Linked DNA regions of Homo sapiens: region 1 is linked to region 2. Evidence: read pairs that join two places in POLR2A ChIA-PET (ENCODE). Cell type or tissue: Panc1. All regions are shown on one strand. Region 1 has its middle 75 kb from the start of SLC35F1. Region 2 overlaps GOPC (golgi associated PDZ and coiled-coil motif containing).

The links. ChIA-PET counts read pairs that join two places held together with the same protein. Peaks named below come from ENCODE experiments on the same cell type or tissue, not always from the same donor. Only the 100,000 strongest peaks of a DNase experiment are listed, where the experiment ranks them.
Region 1: POLR2A ChIA-PET joins it to region 2 with 7 read pairs; 2 of 35 experiments call an interaction of 5 or more read pairs at or near these places.

The regions. Positions count from the first base shown.
Region 1 is chr6:117,829,931-117,834,930 of GRCh38, reverse strand. No RefSeq gene overlaps it. Among named protein-coding and RNA genes, the nearest start is that of SLC35F1, 75 kb to the left of the region's middle. In Panc1, a CTCF peak has its summit at 4,901; no DNase peak of the experiment used is centred here; H3K4me3 peaks cover 121 bases.
Region 2 is chr6:117,595,982-117,600,981 of GRCh38, reverse strand. All of the region lies in intron 1 of GOPC (golgi associated PDZ and coiled-coil motif containing), which reads left to right. Among named protein-coding and RNA genes, the nearest start is that of GOPC, 4.0 kb to the left of the region's middle. In Panc1, no CTCF peak of the experiment used is centred here; no DNase peak of the experiment used is centred here; H3K4me3 peaks cover 1,039 bases; H3K27ac peaks cover 1,570 bases.

The DNA of each region.
Region 1 (5,000 bases), 230 kb before region 2:
AGGAGTATAGTTTCATTCTTCTGTTACGGCTTTCCCAGCACCACTTTTCCCAATGGATGTTCTTGGACCTTTGTCAAAAATGAGTTGACTGTACACTTGTGGATATATTTCTGGGTTCTCTATTTTTGTCCCATGAATCTATGTGTCTGTTTTTATGCCAGTACCATGCTGTTTCGGTTACTATAGTTTTATTTTATATTTTTAAATCAGGTAGTGTGATGCCCCTAGCTTTGTTCTTTTTGCTCAGTATTGCTTTGGTTATTAGGGGGTCTTTTGTGATTCCAAATAAATTTTAGGATTGTTTTTTCTATTTCTGTGAAGAATGTTATAGGTATTTTGATAAGGATTGCATTGAATCTGTACATTACTTTGGGTGGTATTGACATTTTAACAATATTAATTCTTGGAATCCATGAGCATAAAATATCTTTCCAATTTTGTGTCTTCTTCAGTTTTTTTCACGAGAGTTTTATAGTTTTTCTTGTAGCGATCTTTCACTTCTTTGTTTAAATTTATTTCTAAGTATCTTATATTTTTTAGCTTTATGAAAGGGATTGCTTACTTGATTGTTTACTCTTGGCATATATAAATGATACTAATTTTTGTATGTTGATTTTTCTACCTTGTGATTTCACTAACATCATGAATCAGTTTTTATACTTTTCTAGCAGAATCTTTAGGTCTAAATATAAGATCATGTCATCTGGGAACAGGGATAATTTGACTTTTTCCTTTCCAACATGGATGTCCTTTATTTCTTTATATTATCTGATTGCTCTGGCTAGGACAACTAGTATTATGTAGAGTGAAAGTGGTAAAAGTACACATTCTTGTTTTGTTTCAGGTATTAGAGAAAAGGTTTTTAATTTTTCTTCATTCACTATAATGTTACTTATAGTTTTGTCATATGTGGCCTTTCTTGTTTTGAGGTATGTTTCTTCTTTTCTGAAAAAAATGTTTTTTTCAGCATCCCTTTATGATAATGCTCAGCAAAATGAGTAAAGAAGGAAGCATTTATCCAATGTTCTTTCAGCATCTATTGAAATGATCATATGGTTTTTGTTCTTGGTTCTGTTAATGTGGTGTATTATATACATTGATTTGCCTATGTACAACCATCCTTGCACTCCTGAAATGATTTGACTTGATTATGGTGAATAATTTTTTAATGTGTTGTTGAATTCTGTTTGCTAGTATTAATATTTTGTTGAGGATGTCTATGTCTATGTTCATTAGGAATATTGGCCTCTAGTCTTCTTTTGTTCTTGTGTCCTTACAGGTGAACAGTGGCATCATAGAATGAGTCAGGGATGAGTTAGGTATAATTCCTTCCTCTTCAATATTTTAATTTTTTTTAATTTGAGTAGAATTGAGACAGCTTCTTCTTTAAATGTTTGGTAGAATTCAGGAGTGAAGCCATCAGATCTTGAGCTTTCTTTCTTCAATGGGGAACTTATATGGCTTTGATCTCATTACTAGTTATTGATAGGCTCAGGCTTTCTATTTCTTCAAGATTCAATCTTGGTAAGTTGTATGTGTCCAGAAATTTATCCATTTCTTCTAGGATTCCCAATTTGTTGGTGTATAGTCTTCCATAGTAGTCTCTAATAATTCATTGTATTTCTGTGGTATCAGCTGTTATGTCTCATTTTATGTTTCTGATTTTATTTATTTGGGTTTTTTCTTAGTCTAGATAAAGGTTTGTCAATGTTGTTTATCTTTTCAAAAAACCAAATTTTTGTTTTGTTAATCTTGCAGATTTTTTTTAGTCTCAACTACATTTATTTCTGTTCTGACCTTTATTCTTTCTTTCCTTCTACTAAATGTAGCTTTTGTAGCTTTGGTTTGTTTTTGTTTTTCTAGTTTTTTGAGGTGCATCATTAGCTTGTTAATTTGAAATCTTTTTACTTTTTAGTTGTTGTTGTTTTTTTTTTTTTTTAGACACTGCCTTACTTTGTCACCCAGGCTGGAGTTCAAGTGGCATGATCACAGCTCACTGCAGCCTTGATCTCCCAAGCTCAAGTGATCCTCCAACCTTAGCCTACCAAGTAGTTGGTGCCACCATGCCCAGCTATTTTTTTTATTTTTGGTAGAGACAGGGTTCTCCCTATGTTGTCCAGGCTGGTCTCAAATTCCTGGACTCAAGTGATGCTCCCACTTCAGCCTGCCAAAGTGCTGAGATTACAGGTGCAAGCCACTGCACCCAGCCTACTTTTTCGATAAGGATGTATTGCTATAAACTCCCATTTCAGCATTGTTTTTGATGTATACCATAGATTTTGATATGTTGTATTTCTATTTTTATTTGTTTCAAGACATTTTTAAATCGTGTTCTTACTTTCTTCATTGACCAATTGATTGTTCAGGAGCATGTTGTTTAATTTCCATACATTTGCCTAGTTTCCAAGGTTCTTATTGTTATTGATTTTCAGTTTTATTCCATTGTGGCCAGAAATAATACTTGATATGATTTCAACTTTTTTGAATTTTTTGAGACTTGTTTTCTAACCTAGGGTCTATTCTGGAGAATGTTCCATGTGCTGATGAGAAAAATGTGTATTCTTCAGTAGTGGGGTTGAATGTTCTGTAAGTGTCAGTTGGGCCCATTTGGTTTAGTGTGTAGTTTAACTTCAATGTTTCTTGATTTTTCTCTCTGGATGATCTGTTACTGAGATGGAGCATTGAAGTCTTTTACTAATATTGAACCACAATTTACCTCTCCCTTTAGATCTACTAATGTTTGCTTTATATACATGGGTATATTTATATTATATTGTTTAAATTTTAAATTTTATATTATAAATATAAAATTTATTTAATATAAATATAAATATTTAATATTTAATAAATATAAAATATTATAAATATAATATAAATAGTTTAAATTTTAAATTTTAAACAATATAGATCCTGTTGTTATGTTCTCTTGCTGACCCCTTTATCATTGTACAGTGACCTTCTTTGTCTCTTTTTACAGTCTTTGACTTGTACTCTATTTTATCTAAGTATAGCTACTCCTAATCTTTTCAGTTTCCATTTACATGGAATATCTTTTTCCATCTCTTCACTCTTAGTGTACCTGTCTTTATGAGTGAAGTGAGTTTCTTGTGGGCAGCATATGGTTAGGTCTTGATTATTTATCCATTTAGCCAATCTATGTCTTTTCATTGAATAATTTAGTCCATTTATATTTAACGTTGTTATTAATAGGTAAGACTTACTACTGATATTTTGTTACCTGTTTTGTGGTTGTTTTGTATCTTCTCTCTTCTTCCTTTTTTACTGTCTTCCTTTGTGCTTAAGTGATTTTCTGGTAGCATGTTTCAATTCATTTTTTTTATTTTTAGTGTATTTATTATAGGTTTTTGCTCTGTGTTACTGTGAGCCTTACAAAAAATCTTCTACATATCACTAATTATTTTAAACAGATGACAACTTATCTTTCATCACAAAGAAAATAATTAAGCAAATGAATATGGAAAAAACTTTTAAGACTCTTCACTTTAACTCCATACTCCAACCCCCATATTTTGACTTTTTGTTGTCTCAATTCATGTATTTTTATGTTGTGTAATTCTTAGCAAGTTTCTGTAGCTATTTTTTGGATATATTTGTCTTTTATTCTTCATACCTCAGTCACAAGTAGATTGCACACCACAATTACCATTAGAGTATTCTGAGTTTGTCTGTGCACTTACCTTTACCAATGAGTTTTATATCTTTAAATGTTTTCCTTTTGTGCATTAGTTTTTTTGTTTTTTTTTTTCTTTCAGATTGAATTCCCTTCAGCATTTCTTAGAAAATGGGTCTGGTGGTGATGAATTCCCTCAGCTTTTGTTTCTCTGGGAGACTTTCTGTTTCCTTCATGTTTAAAAAAAAAGCTTTGCTGGATACAGAATTCTTGATTGGCAGTTTTTTTCTTTCGGTACTGTGAATATGTCATCCCACTTTTTCCTGGTCTATGATTTTCGCTGAAAAATCTGTTGCCAGATGAATTGAAACTCGTTTATATGTTATTTGCTTCTTTTCTCTTGCTGCTTTAGAAACTTTTCTTTGTCCTTAACCCCTGAGAGTTTGATTATTATATGCCATGGGGTAGTTTTATTTGGCACTTAATCTGTTTGGTGATCTCTGACCTTCCTGTACCTGGATATTTCTATCTTTCTCGAGTTTTGGAAATTTTTCTGTTATTATTTCCTTGAATTAGCTTTCTACCCCATGCTTCTGCTCAGCTCTCTCTTGAACACCAATAATTCTTAGATTTCCTCTTTTTAGGTAATTGTCTATATCTTGTAGGTGTTCTTAATTTGTTTGCATTATTTTTTCTTTTTTCTTCTCTGACTCTGTATTTTCTAATAACCTGTCTTTGAGCTCACCAGTTTTCTCTGCTTGATCCATTCTGCTGTTTAGAGCCTCTAATGAATTTTGCATTTAAGCAATTATATTTCTCAGTTCCAGGATTTCTGTTTGATTTTTTATTACAATCTCTTTGTTAAATTTATTTGAAAAATTTCTGAGATGATTTTCTGGATGGTATTGGAGATAAGTGAGTTTTTTTTAAACTGCCATTTTGAATTGTGACCAGAGAGCCCACCCATCACCATCTAGTTAGGTTTAGTTACTGGCTCTTTACTTTGTCCATTTGGGGAGATGATGGTTTTCCACCTGCTATTTTTCTCATGTATGTATGTCTATGTCTTTGCATGAAAGGATTATTTATTCCAGTCTTCTCTGTCTTGTTTGTTTTGATTTGTATTGGGTATGTTTGCCTAGAGATTTCTGTGTAATATACCTGTTGAATACATTTTTTTCTTTTTTTTTTTTTTTTTTTTTTTTTTGCTTGGTCACTGCCTCAGTTTCAGCACTAGATGGTGCATTACACCCAGATTTGCCCCAGCTCCAGCGTAGCAAACTTTGCAGCACTGCCTATCCCAGATGGAGACGATCCCCACCGCCCCCCTGGCCGCGACCCGCCGAAAAAAAAATCCTGGCAGTGTGGG
Region 2 (5,000 bases):
TCTCCTTGCCTAGTGGTCAGCATTCTTTCTCTCCTATTAGCCATGAAATATGTGGCATAATTAATCTTTGATTAACATAGATTTACATATCCAAGAATTGTGGCTCTTCTCCACTGCGAGAACTGTTAATTTCTTCTATCCTTTTTGAAAAGATTAGAAAGTGCTAATATGAAGGTAATCACTTCTTACTGTAGGTAAATGAAAACATCTCTTGATTTCTTTATTGGTAGTAATTTCCACAAGAAAGCTATTTTTCTCAGATAGTGAAATTGCATTTAATGTTTTCTAGAAATAGTACTTTAACTTTATTTCATCTTATTTTATCTTATTATATTTTTTTCAAAAAAGAGATGGAGTGCTTTGTTGCCCAGTTTGGTCTTGAATTCCTGGCCTCAGGTGATCCTCCTGCCTTGGCCTCCCAAAGTGCTTTGATTACAGACATGAGCTACTGTGCCTGGCCATTAGTTCTCTAGCTTTAAACAACAAAGATCAAGAGTAGCCTTTACCACATGGTATAATTCGAATGTGTCCCCCAAATTTCGTGTATGGGAAACTTAATCCTCAATGTGACAGTATTGAATCTCCAATGTGGGGCCTTTAAGAGGAGACTGGATCATGAGTACTCTGTTCTTATGAATGGATTAATCCACTTATAGATTGATTTGTTATTGGATAAATGGATGAATGAGTTATCATAGGAGTGTAGAACTGGTGGTTTATAAGAAGAGGAAGAAAGACCTGAGTAAGCATGTTAGCATGCTCAGCCTCCTTGCCATGTGACACCCTATGCTGCCTCCATACTCTGCACAGATCCCCTGCCAGCAAGAAGGCTCTCGACTTCTCGAGATCTGGCCCCTCGACCTTGGACTTCTCTGTCTCCATAACTGTAAGAAATACATTCCTTTTCTTTATAAATTACCTAGTTTCTGGTATTCTGTTATAAGAAACAGAAAGTGGACTAAAACATCACACGAGAAATTTCATATCATTTACAACTGCAGTATCAACTGGGCATTAACAACTTTTTAAAAATGAAACAATATTTTATTTATTTTTAAAATGACCTAAGGAAACTTTAAACAGGGATTTGATGTCAGATATAAAAATTGAAATTGGGAGGAAGGATAATTTTCTCAGTAGGAGGCTGTGCTCCATTTTTTTTGTCTTTAAATATTTTAGATGAGTATTCAGAATTGTAATAAATTATGCATGTTCTTTTTTCAGAAATTAAAATCACACATTCTGACTTTATGTCCTGGTTTAGGAGGTTGCATTGTTTCTCAAAATAGGAAATGCTAGCATATCACAATGTGAGCATATTTTTTATGCTTGAAACTGTTGATTTAAAGATCATAGGAAAATGGGGAGGGGAAAAATCCTAATGATTTTGGTTTGTTTGTTCATTTGTTTGTGTTTTTTCAGTTACAGTCAACTTGTTTGTCTTTGATGTTAATCTGTACACGTTTAGCAGCTTCTGCCGTTTTTATGGAATCAATTGTGTATTGCTGTGGAAAGAAGTTCATTGTCAGCAGTGCCTTTCAAAGTAGACTTGCTGCTGTTCCATCTACAGAATTTCAGTGGTTGCTCCATATATTGTTTGAAAGCTTGAAACAATTTCCATATTTTCTTGCCCTTTTTTACTTTTTAGGAAAAGGATTGAATTTGTTCTATTGTTTTAATTATATGGACATTAAGACATATTTGAAACCACTTATGGTTTAATATGACAAACGTGACATTCAGTGGTTTCAGAGGTTAATACCTTTAATCATATTACTGTAATAAAATATTTTTATATAATGAAGAAACAGATACCTCCAATTTGGGTAATTTATAATGTAGTTAACATTAAACACTATATTTATTATTAAAATATTAAATTTTGCTGCAAAAAAATCATAGGTTACTTTTTTACTTGAATAGGCTATTAGGGCTATTCTTTTTTATTTTTAATTGACATAATAGTCGCATCTTTTTAGGGGGCACAGTGTGGTATTTGGATACACATAATAATGATGAAATTAGGGTAATTAGCATATCTGTCACCTCAAACATTATTCATGTTAGAAACAATTCAAAACCTGCTCTTCTAGCTGTTTGAAAATATACATTAAGCTACTATTAACTGTAATCATCTTATGGTGCTATAGAATACTAGAACTTTTTCCTCTTATTTAGCCATAATTTTGTTACCCCGGGCTGTGGACCAGTACTGGTCCGTGGCTTCTTAGGAACTGGCTGAACAGCAGGAGGTGAGCAGTGGGCAAGAGAGCATTACAGCCTGACCTCTGGCTCCTGTCAAATCAGTGGTGGCACTAGATTCTCATATAGATTCTCATAGTAGCACAAATCCTGTTCCTGTTGTGAACTGCACATGCGAGGTATCTGGGTTGCCAGCTTCTTGTGAGAGTCTAATGTCTTTTGTTGAAACCATCCCCACGCTGTCCTGTGGAAAAATTGTCTTCCACAAAACCAGTCCCTGATGCCAAAAACATTGGTGACCGCTGTGTTAACCAACATCTTCCTACCCGCCTCACCCTTCCCAACTTAACAGTAACCACTGTTGTATTCTCTACTTCTATGAGGTCAACTTTTTTTTTTCTTTTTTTGAGACAGGGCCTCACTCTGTTACCCAGGCTGGAGTGCAGTGGTGCAATCATAGCTCACTGTGGCCTCCAACTCCCAGCTCAGTTGATCCCTCTGCTTCAGCCTCCCAAGTAGCTTGGACTACAGGCATGAGCTACTATACTCAGCTAATTTTTCTATTTTATTTTTTTTTTTTTTTAGTAGAGATGGGGTTTTACTATGTTGCTTAGGCTGGTCTTGAACTCATGGGCTCAAGAGATCCTCCTGCCTCAACCTCTCGAAATGCTGGTATTACAGGTATGGGCCACCATGCCTGGTAAATCAATTTTTTTAGCTTCTACATTTGAGTGAGAACATGCATTATGTATCTTTCTGTGCCTTGCTTATTTTTACTTAATGTCCTCCAAGCTCATCCATGTGGTCTTCAATGCAGGATTTCATTCTTTTTTATGGCTAAGTAGTATTCCTTTGTGTATATATACCACTTTTTTTTTTTTAATCTTTTCATCTGTTGTGGAAATATAGATTGCTTCCGTATCTTGGCTATTGTGAATAGTGTTGCAATAAACATGGGAGTGCACATATTGTTCAAGATACTGATTTCCTTTTTAGGGGGCATATATCCCTAGTGTATATGTTCTATTTTTAGTTTTTTGAGAACATAGATTACATCTTAAAATTAAATACAAATGATATCCATGTGACTGCTTTTTGCCATAGCAATATTTGGGAAGAGTCATATCTGAGGAGAATGGAATAGCAGAGAATATCAGTGTATTTTGAGGTGGTGCCATTTCAAATTGCTCACATCTCTCACACTTTCCACATGCTTGTGAGTTTTTGCTGTCATGAGCCACTTGATCATGGCTATGCTAGAATCATAGGCATTGATTGGAATAGTAGTGGCACTGTGGAAGAAAAAAGAGAAACTTTTTATCTGAAGAATGTGCCCCCCTTCACCACTTCTATTCAATGTAGTACTAGAAGTCCTAGCCAGAGCAATCAGACAAGAGAAAGAAATAAAGGACATCCAAATGGTTAAAGAGGAAGTCAGACTGTTGCTGTTTGCTGATGACATGATAGTATACCTACAAAGCCCTAAGGATTCATCCATAAAGCTCCTAGAACTGGTAAATGAATTCAGCAAAATTTCAGGATACAAAATTAATGTACACAAGTGAGTAGCCCTCCTATATACCAACAGTGACCAAACTGAGAATCAAATCAAGAATCAGCCACTTTTATAAGACTTGCAAAAAAATTAAAATATTTTGGAATATACTTAACCAAGGAGATGAAAGACCTATACAAAGAAAACTATAAAACACTGCTGAAAGAAATCATAGGTGATACAAACAAATGGAAACACATCCCATGCTCATGAATGGGTAGAATCAATATTGTGAAAATGACCATACCACCAAAAGCAATCTACAAATGCAATGCAATTCCCATCAAAATACCACCATCATTCTTCACAGAACTAGAAAAAACAATCCTAAAATTCATATGGAACCAAAAAAAGCCCACATAGCCAAAGCAAGACTAAGCAAAAAGAACAAACCTGGAGGCATTAGGTTACCTGACTTTATACTATAAGGCCAAAGTCACCAAAACAGCATGATACTGGTATAAAAACAGACATATAGACAAATGCAACAGAATAGAGAACCCAGAAATAAAGCCAAATACTTACAGTCAACTGATCTTTGACAAAGCAAACAAAAACATAAAGTGAGGAAAGGACACCCTATTCAACAAATGGTGCTGGGACAATTGGCAAGCCACATGTAGAAAAATGAAACTGGATCCTCCTCTCTTACCGTATATAAAAATCAACTCAAGATGGATCAAAGACTTAAATCTAAGACCTGAAACCATAAAAATTCTAGAAGATAACATTGGAAAAACCCTTTTAGATATTGGCTTAGGCAAAGACTTCATGACTAAGAACCCAAAAGCAAACACAACAAAAACAAAGATAAATAGATGGGACTTAATTAAACTAAAAACTTTGTGCACAGCAAAAGAAATAATCAGAGTAAACAGACAACCCACAGAGTGGGAGAAAATCTTCACAACTGTACATCCGACAAAGGACTAATATCCAGACTCTACAAGGAACTCAAAACAAATCAAGAAAAAAACAAACAATCCCATCAAAAAGAGGGCTAGGGACATGAATAGATAATTCTCTAAAGAAGATACACAAATGGCCAACAAACATGAAAAAATGCTCAACAACACTAATGATCAGAGGAATGCAAATCAAAACCACAATGCAATACTACCTTACTCCTGCAAGAATGGCTATAATCAAAAAAATAAAAAAAAATAGATGTTGGCACGGATGTGGTGAAAAGGGAACACTTTTACACTGTTGGTGGGAATGTAAACCACCAACCACTATGAAA